2 separate regions of the Homo sapiens genome follow, and region 2 is linked to region 1. The links are chromatin contacts, found by Hi-C or POLR2A ChIA-PET in ENCODE. All regions are on one chromosome and are shown on one strand. Each heading gives the region's core, a stretch centred on a gene start or an enhancer-like site at or near the end of the contact. The rest is flanking DNA. Distances are from core to core; before and after follow the strand shown.

Region 1 (6,510 bases), core at 856-3,355:
CCTGTTAAATGTTTTGTTGTGAATACTGAATGAGCTTACTTAGGTAAAAAACTTGTATAGGGCAGGCGTGGTGGCTCACGCCTGTAATCCCAGCACCTCGGAAGGCCAAGGCGGGTGAATCACCCAAGGTCAGGAGTTCCAGACCAGCCTGGCCAACATGATGAAACCCAGTCTCTACTAAAAATACAAAAATTAGCCGGGCTTGGTGGCGGGTGCCTGTAATCCCAGCTACTTGGGAGGCTTAGGCAGGAGAATCACTTGAACCCAGGAGGCGGAGGTTGCAGTGAGCCAAGATCGTGCCACTGCACTCCAGCCTGGGCAACAAAAGCAAAACTCCGTCTCAAAAAAAAAAAAAGAACCTAGTATAGTGTTGTAATAGTTAACTGTAATAAATAGTTAACTTTTTTTTTGGACAGGGTCTCGCTCTGTTGCTCAGGCTGGAGTGCCATGGTGCCATCATGGCTCACTACAGTCTCGACCTCCTGGGCTCAGGTGATCTTCCCATCTCAGCTTCCAGAGTAGCTGGGACTACAGGCACGAGCCACTACGCCTGGCTAATTTTTGTGTTTTTAGTAGTAGAGTTGAGGTTTCATCATGTTGCCCAGGCTGGTCTTGAACTCCTAGGTGCAAACGGCCTGCCCACCTCAATCTCCCAAAGTGTTGGGGTTATAGGCTTGAACCGTTATGCCCAGCTGTTATTGTTAACTTTTACTCTTACCAGGCATTGTGCTGAGCACTTCATATGCATGATATTCCTTGATCCACAGAACAGCACTTTAGATTGGTATTAGAATTCTCTATTTTACAAAGGAGGACATTGAAGCTTAAAGAGGTGATACAACCTTTCCACTGTCTCACAGCTAATAAGTGGATGAATTGGGATTCAAACCCAGACTTTCTGAACCTGAAATTCTTGAACTTGGCCTCTACAGAGTACTTTTTTTTTCTTACTTTTTATTTTATTGTATTTTTTTGAGATGGAGTCTCACTCTGTCGCCCAGGATGGAGTGCAGTGGTGTGATCTCGGCTCACTGCAACCTCCGCCTCCTGGGTTCAAGCGATCTCCTGCCTCAGCCTCCCAAGTAGCTGGGATTACAGGTGCCTGCCACCACGCCTAGCTAATTTTTGTATTTTTAGTAGAGACGGGGTTTCACCATGTTGGCCAGGCTGGTCTCGAACTCCTGACCTCAGGTGATCCACCCGCCTCGGCCTCCTGAAGTGCTGGGATTACAGGCATGAGCCACTGCGCCCAGCCCTTTTTTTTTCTTTTACATAGTACTTTTGCATATATCTTAGATGCTCAATAAATGTGAGTTCCTCCTTCTTGCCTTCTGCTATCATCCTTATCACTTTCCAGTACCTCTTTCTGTATCTTTTTACCCCTTCCTTCTGTCTTGGAGCAGAAGAAAGACTACAACTTCACAGCCATTGTATCTGTTCTCCACACTTTTCTCTGACATCAGAAACTCTTCATTATTGGTTTTCCAGGGCTTTTTCAGTCTTCTCTCCATGCATGTTTCCCCATTTTGGAAAAAATAATTCTTCACTTTCTTTCAACATCATGTTTCTCAACAGGTAGTTATTAACTTCTGTTCGTTTCTCCTCTACTACCTGCTCTTCAGTTCTTGCCACCTGGTGTTCTTTCCCTCATTAATCAGGGACACAGGAGGAGAAATTTGCCATTTGTGTAGGACAGACAAGAGAAAGGGAGTAATGAATGTGACAGATAAGCATTAATCAGGAAGAGACATTGGGGAGTTCAGACCAATTGACCTTTATTTCCTCAGTGAACTGTGGGCAAGTTTATCTGCTGGGAGGGGATTGAGAGATTGGAAAACCTCCTGTGGGGAACAGGAAAGGCTGCTGGCCAGGAGAATTCAGAGGACTGGTAAAGGCCTGCTAGAGTGGGCACTGCTGGCAAGGTGACAAGTTTCTTTCTGTCCAAGTGCAGCTGCCATAGTATATGTGTGGATAAGGGAAAATGTCAGATTCATCCCCAGATAAGATTTGACAGGACATGTGTAGTGGAAGGACAAGGACATGGGCAAGGGAACCGATGCTTGTTAGAGCATTGTTGAAGTGGCCACCTATGAGGCAATGGAGGCAAGAACTAGAGGGCTGACAACTGAGAAGTGCGGGGGTGGGGACTGTGACCCACAGAGGTTTGATTTTGAGGTATTTGGAAGGCTTGCTATTCCTTCGGTGAAAATTTCTTCGGTGCCTGCTGTTGTCAAGACTTGTTAGGAGTAACTGTCTGGCATTCGTGTAATGTATTAGGGACTTGTCCTGGTATTTGCTCTGTTTGTAGCAATTTGCCAAGCACAGGGGCACAAAAGTAGAATCAGACACAGCCCCTGCCCTCAAAAGCTTATAGTTTATAGGTGAAACTCACATAAACTTTGTGGAAACAATATGGAAAGGTCACTTCATCTATATGGAGGTCTGTATCGGGCAAACAGGAACAGAGAGTTGAGAATTGACTCCCTGGGAACACCTTGCATGGAGGTTGGGGTAAACTTTTCACTTCTGCTGTTTTCCCTCTCATTGATGGTGAGTTCCTTGGGCAAATTATTTGGACAGTGATCTGTGTGTTCCAGGTACTCGGTGCCATTTTTTAAAGATGTATTAATGTCTCTTTGTTCCCAGGTGGAAGAAGCTGGGCAGGTGTTCCTGTTAATGAAAAAGGATTATCGAATCTCCCGAAATGTTCGCCTGGCTTGGTTCCTCAGTCATCTGCACCAAACTGTGCAGGCCACACCCCAGGAGATGCTGGTGAGGCTTAGACACACGAAAGGTGTGAGGGGCCAGCCCAGAAGGATCTGTTTTTTAGGAGAGTGCTAGAAACAGACAGGGTGGGAGACTAACTCTTAAGTCTGGTTAGGGCAAGGGACTGCCTACAAGATGATGGAAATTTTAAAAAATAATTTTTCCAGAGAGTGAGAGGAAGAGTATACGGTTAGATTGAGGGAGGTAGAGCCAATGATGTGTCATTTGGGATATAGAAGGCAGGTCCTGGGAAGAAAGGGATACTTCGCTGATCCTTTCCTTTTCTTTCCATCCTAATTTTCAGCTTCAGTCTGAACAGGAATTGGAAGTCCTCAGTGTCCTGCCCCCTGGGTGGCAGCCAGATGAACCAGTGGTCCCAAGGCCATTCCTCCTGGTACCTTCCACCCGGGTCACCTTCCTGGCTTGGCAGTATCGGTTTGTCATTGAGTTGGACCTTAGCCCATCTACTGGCATTGTGGTAAAGGATTGAAGGGAGACTGTGGGAAGAAAGGATGGGGTGGGGTGTGAGGAGAGGGAGAGGCCTGTGGGGAAGTGAAAAATGGTCCCAGCCTACCATTTTGGAGAGAAGACAGGCTTATAAAGGAATGATGGGTGTTTAAAAAGAGCACTGGGCCAGCTGTGGTGACTCATGCCTACAATCCCAGTGCTTTGGGAAGCCAAGGCGGGCTGATTACTCGAGCTCAGGAGTTCGAGACTAGCCTGGGCCACATGGCAAAACTCCCTCTCTATAAAAAATACAAAAATTAGCCAGGCATGCTGGCATGCACCTGTCCTAGCTACTCGGGAGGCTGAGGTGGGAGGATTGCTTGAGCCCAGGAGGTCGAGGCTACAGTGAGCCGGGATCAGGCCACTGCGCTCTAGCGTGGGCAACAAAGCAAGACCCTGGTTTTGTTGTTTTTGTTTCCAAAAAACACCCCAGAAACTGTTCCATGTGTGGCACTGTATTTGGGTGTGCGATCATCCATAAGTTAAGTGTCCTACTGACCCATGGAAGCTGCATGTTTCTGCCCTCTGGTTAGGGCTGCCTTTGGACCCCCTTGAGTGCTCTTTCTCTGCCCTCAGGATGATTCCACAGGGGAGATCTTGTTTGATGAAGTTTTCCATGCCCTGTCCCGCTGCTTAGGCGGGCTGCTTCGGCCCTTCCGAGTGCCTGGATCTTGCATCGACTTCCAGCCTGAGATCTATGTAACTATCCAGGCCTACTCCTCCATCATTGGACTGCAGTCCCACCAGGTATTGCATCATCTCTCCAAGTTTGTACCCTCAGACCAAATTTCTATTAGTCCTCTGACCAAGTCCTTATCCTGTCTCTGCTGTTTGTCCCCAAAGTCCCGAGCTCTGCTGGCTTCTTGAACCTGTTTTCTAGTCATCCTCATGAGTCTCTCTCTCCTTGAGAAGAACCAGTTCCTCTGGACTTAAAGGGCTTTCCTATAGACTTCGGGTCAGTTGGTGTTGATTGGACACCTGCCTTTTTCACTGCTCCTGTAAATCTCTTTGATTCTGACCACTGGATGTCTGTTTTCTCCATTCCCCTCTTCTCCTTTAGTTCTGTTGGATGGTTTGCTGATGCGCTGGCTCTGGCTAGTACCCTCAGGAGATGGTCTTTTGGAATAGTTTTGTGATTTTGAAAGACAGCACATAACCCAGAAATGTAATTGGTTTCAAGGATAGAGGAGGGTCATTTTTTGTTGTTGTCTTTTTTTGAGACGGAGTTTCGCTCTTTTTGCCCAGGCTGGAGTGCAATGGCACAATCTTGGCTCACTGCAACCTCCGCCTCCTGGGTTCAAGCGATTCTCCTGCCTCAGCCTCCCAAGTAACGGGGATGATAGGCACTCACCACCAGGCCCAGCTTATTTATTTATTTATTTATTTTTAGTAGAGACGGGGTTTTGCCATGTTGGCCAGGCTGGTCTTGAACTCCCGACCTCAGGTGATCTGCCAGCCTCGGCCTCCCAAAGTGCTAGGATTACAGGCGTGAGCCACCGTGCCCAGTGTGGGTCATTTTTTTTTTGAGGGCCATGTGAACTGTTGGTTATAATGCTGACCACACAGATAATTACAGGGCTTATCCAGCACTCAAGGAGGCTATCACAAGACACTCCTTTTGGAGAATGGCCAAGTCTGTTACTGGAATATCTGTTTATGACTTAGATAAGCATTGGCCCAGTTTCCCCTCATCTGCTTTTAACTACCCTTAACTCATTGGTAAAGGCTTTCCCTGAAACTGTCCGTGATGGCTGCATTGTCACCTTAGCTATCAAACTGGATTTGAGAGATAAGATATTGGGAACATGATCTAAGGGTCTGAAACATACAGCAACAAAATTGGTGCATACCTGGATCCCAGGGCAGGGATTGCCAGCCCTCTGCCCTAGTTTAAAGTGCTTTCCTAGTATAGCCGTTAGGACTATCAGTTGTGGGCTGCATCCCCAGATGGGGGCCAGGTTTTGCAGGCACTGATAGCCAAGGCAGGGAGAGCATGGATGTTAGGTAATCACTCAAAACTTGGTTCAGGTTGGCAAACACTTAATGAAGCCTGAGCTATACCAGGCCTGAGCAGGTCCTGAAGACACAGATGAATCAGACCTTGTCTTTCTCCTGATGTGAAGAGTTGAGATTTTAGTGGGGGAGATAAATATTAAAGGGAGGTAATTGTAGTTGAATGTGATAAGGGCACCGATAAGATGACTCAGGTGCTATGGGAGCACCAAGAGGGAGCACCCAACCAAGCATGGGGCCACAATAGAGAAGTCTTTCAGACAAAGCAGCATTTGTTTTTCATGTTTTTGAGACAGAGTCTTGCTCTGTTGCCCGGGCTAGAGTGCAGTGGTGCAACCTTGGCTCACTGCACCCTCCACCTCCTGGGTTCAAGCAATTCTCCTGCCTCAGCCTTTCAAGTAGCTGGGATTACAGGTGCCCACTACCACACCCGGCTAATTTTTGTTTTTTTTGTTTTTTTTGGTAGAGACAGGGTTTCACCATGTTGGCCAGGCTGCCCTCGAACTTCTGACCTCAAGTGATCCACCTGCCTCAGCCTCCCAAAGTGCTGGGATTACAGGCATGAGCTACTGTGCCTGGCCCAAAGCAGCATTTGAACTGAGTTTTGAAGAAAGAATTGAGGTTAACCATTCAAAGAAGGGGAAATGGACTTTTCTGACAGAGGGACCAGCAAAAGCAAATACATGGTACTATGAACCTGTACTCTCAATCACAGGTGTTTTAGGGAACTACATATTATTCAGTGTCAACAGAGTAAAATTTGAATGTGGAAAGGGATGGTAAAGAGGAGACTGTAGACATAAGTGGGAGCTGGTTATGAAAGGCCATGAATGTGACACTAAGGACTTTGTGCTTTATTCTATGGGGGAGTTCAGTGTGGAGGATAAGAGCACTGGATCTGGAATCACATTGCCTGTGTTTGCTTCCTGGCAGTACCACTTACTGGTTGTGTGTCCTTGAGCAAGTTACTTAACCTTTCTGTGCATCTGTGACCTTTTTCCAAAGGGGATATTAACATTGCTTATATCATATGGTGATTGAATTAATACATGTCAAGCACTTAGAACTGTGCTTGCCACATACAGAATGTGCAAATGTTAGCTATTAAAATAATTAGCCATAGGTAGCGGAGAACTACTGAAAATTTTAAACAGACAGTAACAGGATCACATGTCTACATTGGGAAGATCACAGTATTTTGTGGCTAATATGGAGGATGGATTT
Region 2 (6,852 bases), core at 4,105-6,604, 530 kb after region 1:
TTGGTCTTTTACAAATGCCTTTTATGTAAACTTTATGTAAAGTTGTATGCAGAGGGTGAGAGCCATAGACGTGGGCGATGGCCAAATCGCAATGGGCTTTCTGTGCCACGGAAGGAGTTTGCACATTATTTAGAAGGCAGTGGGGAGACATGGGTGAGTTTGAGGCCTTACATTAGCATGTAGTGGATCACTGTGGCTGCAGAATGAAGGAGAGGGGGCGAGGCAGGAACAGAACCTAGTTGGGAGTTGCTGCACTTTGGGCAAGAGATGGTAACTCCTGAACCAGATCTTTGGCTGAGACAATGAGAGGTGATGAGAGAGGCGATGAGCCAGATCTTCGGCTAAGGCGATTAGTCAGAGGCAAGAAGTCCAGGCTGGAAGTATAAGGTGATGAGACAGACTCAAGAAATAGGATTTTAACTCAGTAAGACCTAGGGATTGCCTTGGTGCAGGAATGAGGTAGGGCACTGCCTTCCCTGCAGCCCTCTCTGATGGAGTCTTTTCATTTGCTTCCACCTGCCATATCTCCATTGTCCCTCCATTACATGTAAAACCTCACTGGCTCTGAGGCTCCCAGCATCTGCTGCACTACACTCCCTGTAGAGTGCTTAAGAGTGTGGCTTCTTGGCCGGGCACAGTAGCTCATGCCTGTAATCCCAGCACTTTGGGAAGCTGAGGCGGGTGGATCACCTGGGGTCAGGAGTTCGAGACCAGCCTGGCTAACATGGTGAAACCCCGTCTCTGCTAAAAATACAAAAATTAGCCAGGCGTGGTGGTGCATGCCTGTAATCCCAGCTACTCCAGAGGCTGAAGCAGGAGAATTGCTTGAGCCCAGGAGGGCTCAAGTGGAGATTGCAGTGAGCCAAGATAGCTCTACTGCACTCTAGCCTGGGTGACAGAACAAGACTGTGTCTCAAAAAAAAAAAAAAAGAGTGTAGCTTCTCAAATCATAAAAGATGACTTCAGGACCTTGGTTCAGGGGCTGACTCTAGACCTGCATTTCCTTATCTATGAAAGGGACAGTAACAGCACCTACCTCCTAGGGTTTGGAAAGGACCGGATGTGATCATGTGTAAAAAAGGCCTGCCACGTAGTAAGCACTCAGAAATCTTAGCCATTATGATTAATATTTTACCCCTACTTGCCACTGTTATTTACCAATCCCCAGAAGAGGATTCACTGAGAATGTTGGTGCCCGGGTTTAGAATCCCTCTGTTACCTGGGGTGTCTCACATGGACCATTCAACACCTTGGCTTCTCCTCACTTCACCTGCATTTGCCTTGATCAGCTCACTCTGCAGGCCCAGCAGGAGTGTGTGGGATGTGGAGACACATGGACCAAGGATTGAATGCCGGGGATATGGAAGGGATGTCAAGGGAATCCATAAAGGAGACAGAGGAATCAGGAAGGTGCCACATCGTGGAGGCCAAAGGAGCAGCATTCCAGGAAGAGCATCTACAATGTGGTGCTGGGAAACCCAGTAAGATGAGGGCTGAGAGGTGGCCGTCGGATGTAGCTGTTAGGAGTTAACTGCTGACTGTGGTGAGAACAGTTTCAAAGGAATAGTGGAGTGGAAGCCAGATTGCAGTAGTGAACAGTGAGTAGACGGCACCTACATCTGTGGTTAGAGACCACAGATGTTGCTCGTGGTAAGGGATCTCTCAGGATGCTTGGAAGAGAAGGGAGTAGAGAGACTGGGCAGTAGCTAGAGGATGACGTGGCTTCATACGGGAATCTGTCACACAGCAGAGAAGTCCAGGCTGGAAGTATAGATCTGTGAGTTGTTAGCACAGCCGCTTCTTCAGATATAAGGATGAGATTTCCCAGAGAGAGGACAGAGAGTGAGAAGCGCGGCTCATCCTGGCAGGACCCTTGAACGTGGATACTTAACGGTTGGGCGAGGAGCCAAAGAAAAAGAGCTTCTGGCCGGGCGCGGTCCCTCACGCCTGTAATCCCAGCACTTTGGGAGGCCAAGGCGGATGGATCATCTGAGGTCGGGAGTTCCGAGACCAGCCTGACCAACATGGAGAAACCCTGTCTCTACTGAAAATACAAAATTAGCCAGGTGTGGTGGCGCATGCCTGTAATCCCAGCTACTCGGGAGGCTGGGGCAGGAGAATCGCTTGAACTCGGGAGGCAGAGGTTGCAGTGAGCCGAGGTTGCAGTGAGCCGAGATTGCACCATTGCACTCCAGCCTCGGCAACAAGAGTGAAACTCCGTCTCAAAAAAAAATAAAAGCTTCTGAGAGTGTGGACTGTGACATGGGATGGACATCAATACTCAGAATCAAGGGCCCTGGTAAGGCTGGAGACCCCAGGATGACCAGAATCCTCCACCAGCCGCGGCCAGTTCAAAGCTCAGGTGAACTCAGAAGTTGTCTGCATAGAATTAGGAAAAGAGCACCAGAGAGGTGGCATTGCCGGATCCAAGAGAGCTACACCCCAGGGCTGACTTTCTTGTTTACTTTTTTATGATGGAAATTGTCAAGCATATTACGAGTACAGAGGATAATATCATGAACTCCCACGTTCCTGCCCCCCACCTTCCACAGGCATCAACAGGCGGCCAACATTGTTCCATCTCTTCTTTGTCTCATGCTCCCACTCCACTGATTCAAACATGTCTCAGATACCATATATCCCTCCAACCATAAATACTTCATTCAGGCCGGGCGTGGTGGCTCACGCCTGTAATCTCAGCACTTTGGGAGGCCGATGCAGGTGGATCACCTGAGGTCGGGAGTTCGAGACTAGCCTGCCCAACATGGCGAAATCCTGTCTCTACTAAAAATACAAATTAGCCAGTGGTGGTGCGTGCCTGTAATCCCAGCTACTCAGGAGGCTGAGGCAGGAGAATTGCTTGAACCCGGGAGGCAGAGGTTGTAGTGAGCCAAGATCGCACCATTGCACTCCAGCCTGGGCAACAAGAGTAAAACTCCATCTCAAAAACAAAAACCAAACCAAAACAAAAAACTTCATTCATTTTCTCTAAAAGATAAGGACTATTTTTTAAATTATTACACCTAAAAACATGAACAGTAATTCCTTAATATCATCAAATGTCCAGTCCTCTGCTGACCTTTTAACCCTCAATGACTCCTAGTGGGTGCTGTTGACCCTGACCCATCAAATTCGTTACTACTTCTCCAGAGGAGTGATGAGGACGAGGGATAAGTAAAGAGGCAAACGAGTTTCCACATCTGCTTGAATCCTGGCCTTGTCTTTCCTCCAAGTCTCTGTTTTCCCTGTAAAACCTAATTTCATTCAACAAATATTGAGGCACCTACTCTGTGCCTAACAGTCCCTACCCTCAAAGAGAGACAGTGAGCCAGATGCTTAAGTCTTCAAAGAATGGGGATGAGTCGCCCAGGGATCTGCAATGAGGAGGGGCAAGTGCAGATGGCAGAGTATAATGACAGGAGCCTTGAAGGGGCCGGAGGGCTTTAGGGAGTCTGAGGGACAACGGGGTGTAAGGAAGACGCTTCCCGCCTTCAGAGGCTGTGGAGTGTGGAATGTGAGGGAAGAAACGGTCACCACTTGAGAGGGGGTATGGGGGCACTCTCCTTCAGGGCAGCTGGGTTTGTGATTAGCACAAGAGGTTGAAGGGAATGCTCAGAGAAGAGGAATATTGGGAATTTGGCTGATGACTGCGGGAATTTGGCTGATGACTACCTGAGTTTCAGATGTAAAAGATTTGGAAGGTGGAGAAGGTTGACTGGATCAGAATAAGGGCTAGACAGAGCAAGCCATAAGTTCTTTGTAAAAAATTCATTTATTTATTATTTTTCAAAAGATGGGGTTTCTATATGTTGCCCAGGTGGACTAAGCTCAAGTGATCCTCCTGCCTCAGCCTCCCAAGTAGTTGGGACTACAGGCACAGGGCACTGCATCCAGCTCACTTCTCAGCACCACTAAATAGTGGCTGTTAACAGTTATTGGCCGGGCACGATGGCTCACACCTGTAATCCCAACACTTTGGGAGGCTGAGGCTGGTGGATCACAAGGTCAGGAGATAGAGACCATCCTGGCCAACATGGTGAAACCCCATCTCTACTACAAATACAAAAAATTAGCCAGGTGTGGTGGCAGGCACCTGTAGTTCCAGCTACTCAGATGACTGAGGCAGGAGAATCCCTTGAACCCGGGGGGCGGAGGTTGCAGTGAGCCAAGATCGTGCCACTGCACTCCAGCCTGGGCAACAGAGCAAGACACCATCTGAAAAAAAAAACAAAAACATTTATGGTGGTCCGGGCACGGTGGCTCATGCCTGTAATCCCAGCACTTTGGGAGGCTGAGGCAGGTGGATCACCTGAGGTCAGGAGTTCAAAACCAGCCTGACCAACATGGTGAAACCCCCATCTCTACTAAAAATACAAAATTAGCTGGGTGTGGTGGTGCACTCCTGTAGTCCCAGCTACTCAGGTGGCTGAGGCAGGAGAATCGCTTGAACCTGGGAGGCAGAGGTTGCAGTGAGCTGAGATCACACCACTGCACACCAGCCTGGGCAACAAGAGCGAAACTCTGTCTCAAAAATAAATAAATAGATAAAAAATAAACAGTTATGGTGAAGCTCAATGCTGACAAACGCAACAGAGAGGTCACTTGGGGACAAACTCTGATAAGGCTGCTGTCATTCAGCCCTTCATTCATTAAATCAAGCCTTTTTCATCAAAGTTTTCTGGTGAGAGTCCTGGGGTTAGGAAAGGACCCTATCCCAGGTACAGTCTTCCCCAGAAGCCTCTTCTAGTAATTTTGAAATATATGACATTATTATTAACTATAGTCAAATGTGCTCACCATAAAAAATTGGTAAGTAGGTGAGGTTGGCTTGATTTAATTATTCCACAATGTATACATCTATCAAAACATCACATTCTACCCCAAAAATATGTACAATTCTTTCAATTAAAAAATTAGTTTTAATTATTATTTTTTTTTTTTGAGACAGAATCTCTCTCTGTTGCCCAGGCTGGAGTGCAGTGGCGCGATCTCGGCTCACTGCAACCTCTGCCTCCCGGGTTCAAGCGATTCTCCTGCCTCAGCCTCCTGAGTAGCTGGGATTATAGGCGCTACCATCACACCCAGCTAATTTTTGTATTTTTAGTAGAAACAGGGTTTCACCATGTTGGTCAGGCTGGTTTGAACTCCTGACCTCGTGATCCACCCGCCTCGGCCTCCCAAAGTGCTGGGATTACAGGCGTGAGCCACCGCGCCTGGCCTATTTTTAATTTTCTAAAAAAGATTTGCCATCTCTCCGCAGGCCCCATAGCTCCTCTGATCTGGGAGGCAGGATTTCATCCGCCGCCCCCAGGCCTGGAGAGTAGATTGCATCAGGCCAGGGAGTGACTCAGCCACCCCTTGCTGTTGGACTTCAGTGACTCACACTGCCTGCCCGCAGGGTGTCTATAACCTAGGTGCTTCATGACAAGAAGTGGCTTGAAGTCTGTGGGAACAAGGTCCTTCCGCCAGCACTGAGGAGGGAGGTTGGGAAGCTTAACGGTTTTCCTGGGACGAGGAAAGGGGTATGAAGGTTCTTTTTTCCCTGTCTTGGGAAGGGAGGAGGATGAGCTGTGGCACTCCTAGAGCAGGGTCATCATTACCGTGTAGACACAACTGATTACCAGTATCTGCCTTCAGGTTTCCACAGTCACGGAGTATTGGAGAGTGGTGACGAAGAAGGCACCGAGCCCTGGAAGGGGCAGTAAAGGTTTGAGCAAAGGCCCAACTGATCACTTCATCTCTCCTTTCAGTCCTGGACGCACAATATCCAGCGAGAGAAAGAGTTTCTGCGGAAGCTGGTGAAAGCTCGCGTCATCACTGATCTAAGCAGTGGCATCTGAGTGGGCCCAGCACATGGCCATAGAGGCCCAGGCACCACCAGGAGCAGCAGCCAGCACCACCTACACAGGAGTCTTCAGACCCAGAGAAGGACGGTGCCAAGGGCCCCAGGGGCAGCAAGGCCTTGGTGGAGCAGCCAGAGCTGTGCCTGCTCAGCAGCCAGTCTCAGAGACCAGCACTCAGCCTCATTCAGCATGGGTCCTTGATGCCAGAGGGCCAGCAGGCTCCTGGCTGTGCCCAGCAGGCCCAGCATGCAGGTGGTGGGACACTGGGCAGCAAGGCTGCTGCCGGAATCACTTCTCCAATCAGTGTTTGGTGTATTATCATTTTGTGAATTTGGGTAGGGGGGAGGGTAGGGATAATTTATTTTTAAATAAGGTTGGAGATGTCAAGTTGGGTTCACTTGCCATGCAGGAAGAGGCCCACTAGAGGGCCCATCAGGCAGTGTTACCTGTTAGCTCCCTGTGGGGCAGGAGTGCCAGGACCAGCCTGTACCTTGCTGTGGGGCTACAGGATGGTGGGCAGGATCTCAAGCCAGCCCCCTCCAGCTCATGACACTGTTTGGCCTTTCTTGGGGAGAAGGCGGGGTATTCCCACTCACCAGCCCTAGCTGTCCCATGGGGAAACCCTGGAGCCATCCCTTCGGAGCCAACAAGACCGCCCCAGGGCTATAGCAGAAAGAACTTTAAAGCTCAGGAGGGTGACGCCCAGCTCCGCCTGCTGGGAAGAGCTCCCCTCCACAGCTGCAGCTGATCCATAGGACTACCGCAGGCCCGGACTCACCAACTTGCCACATGTTCTAGGTTTCAGCAACAAGACTGCCAGGTGGTTGGGTTCTGCCTTTAGCCTGGACCAAAGGGAAGTGAGGCCCAAGGAGCTTACCCAAGCTGTGGCAGCCGTCCCAGGCCACCCCCATGGAAGCAATAAAGCTCTTCCCTGAGCCTGGCCTCTTTTTGCCTTCTCTGACTTTCCTGGAAGAAACAGGAACCTAAAGCCTTAGCAACTATGCCAAAC

What was found. Hi-C counts contacts between places; a loop is a spot of excess contacts on that map. ChIA-PET counts read pairs that join two places held with the same protein, here RNA polymerase II (POLR2A).
Region 2: a loop to region 1 is called in a map of HepG2, with 21 times the contacts of the local background. The contact joins two enhancer-like sites. A Hi-C loop is called at or near these places in 1 of 168 maps with a recorded cell type or tissue (HepG2). POLR2A ChIA-PET finds 5 or more read pairs at or near these places in 1 of 52 experiments (HEK293).

Annotation. Positions count from the first base shown.
Region 1 is chr1:43,400,531-43,407,040 of GRCh38, forward strand. SZT2 (SZT2 subunit of KICSTOR complex) reads left to right here. Exons shown (of 72, transcript NM_001365999.1): 2 at 2,647-2,772; 3 at 3,071-3,244; 4 at 3,850-4,020. Among named protein-coding and RNA genes, the nearest start is that of SZT2, 14 kb to the left of the region's middle. Within about 2 kb of position 2,106, at least 3 of the 41 ENCODE cell types and tissues checked have a DNase peak (open chromatin) inside an H3K27ac peak, as active enhancers do.
Region 2 is chr1:43,924,382-43,931,233 of GRCh38, forward strand. ST3GAL3 (ST3 beta-galactoside alpha-2,3-sialyltransferase 3) reads left to right here. Exons shown (of 12, transcript NM_006279.5): 12 at 5,751-6,778. The coding sequence ends at 5,840. Among named protein-coding and RNA genes, the nearest start is that of ARTN, 6.0 kb to the right of the region's middle. RefSeq lists enhancers at 5,216-5,510, 6,437-6,496. Within about 2 kb of position 5,355, at least 4 of the 41 ENCODE cell types and tissues checked have a DNase peak (open chromatin) inside an H3K27ac peak, as active enhancers do.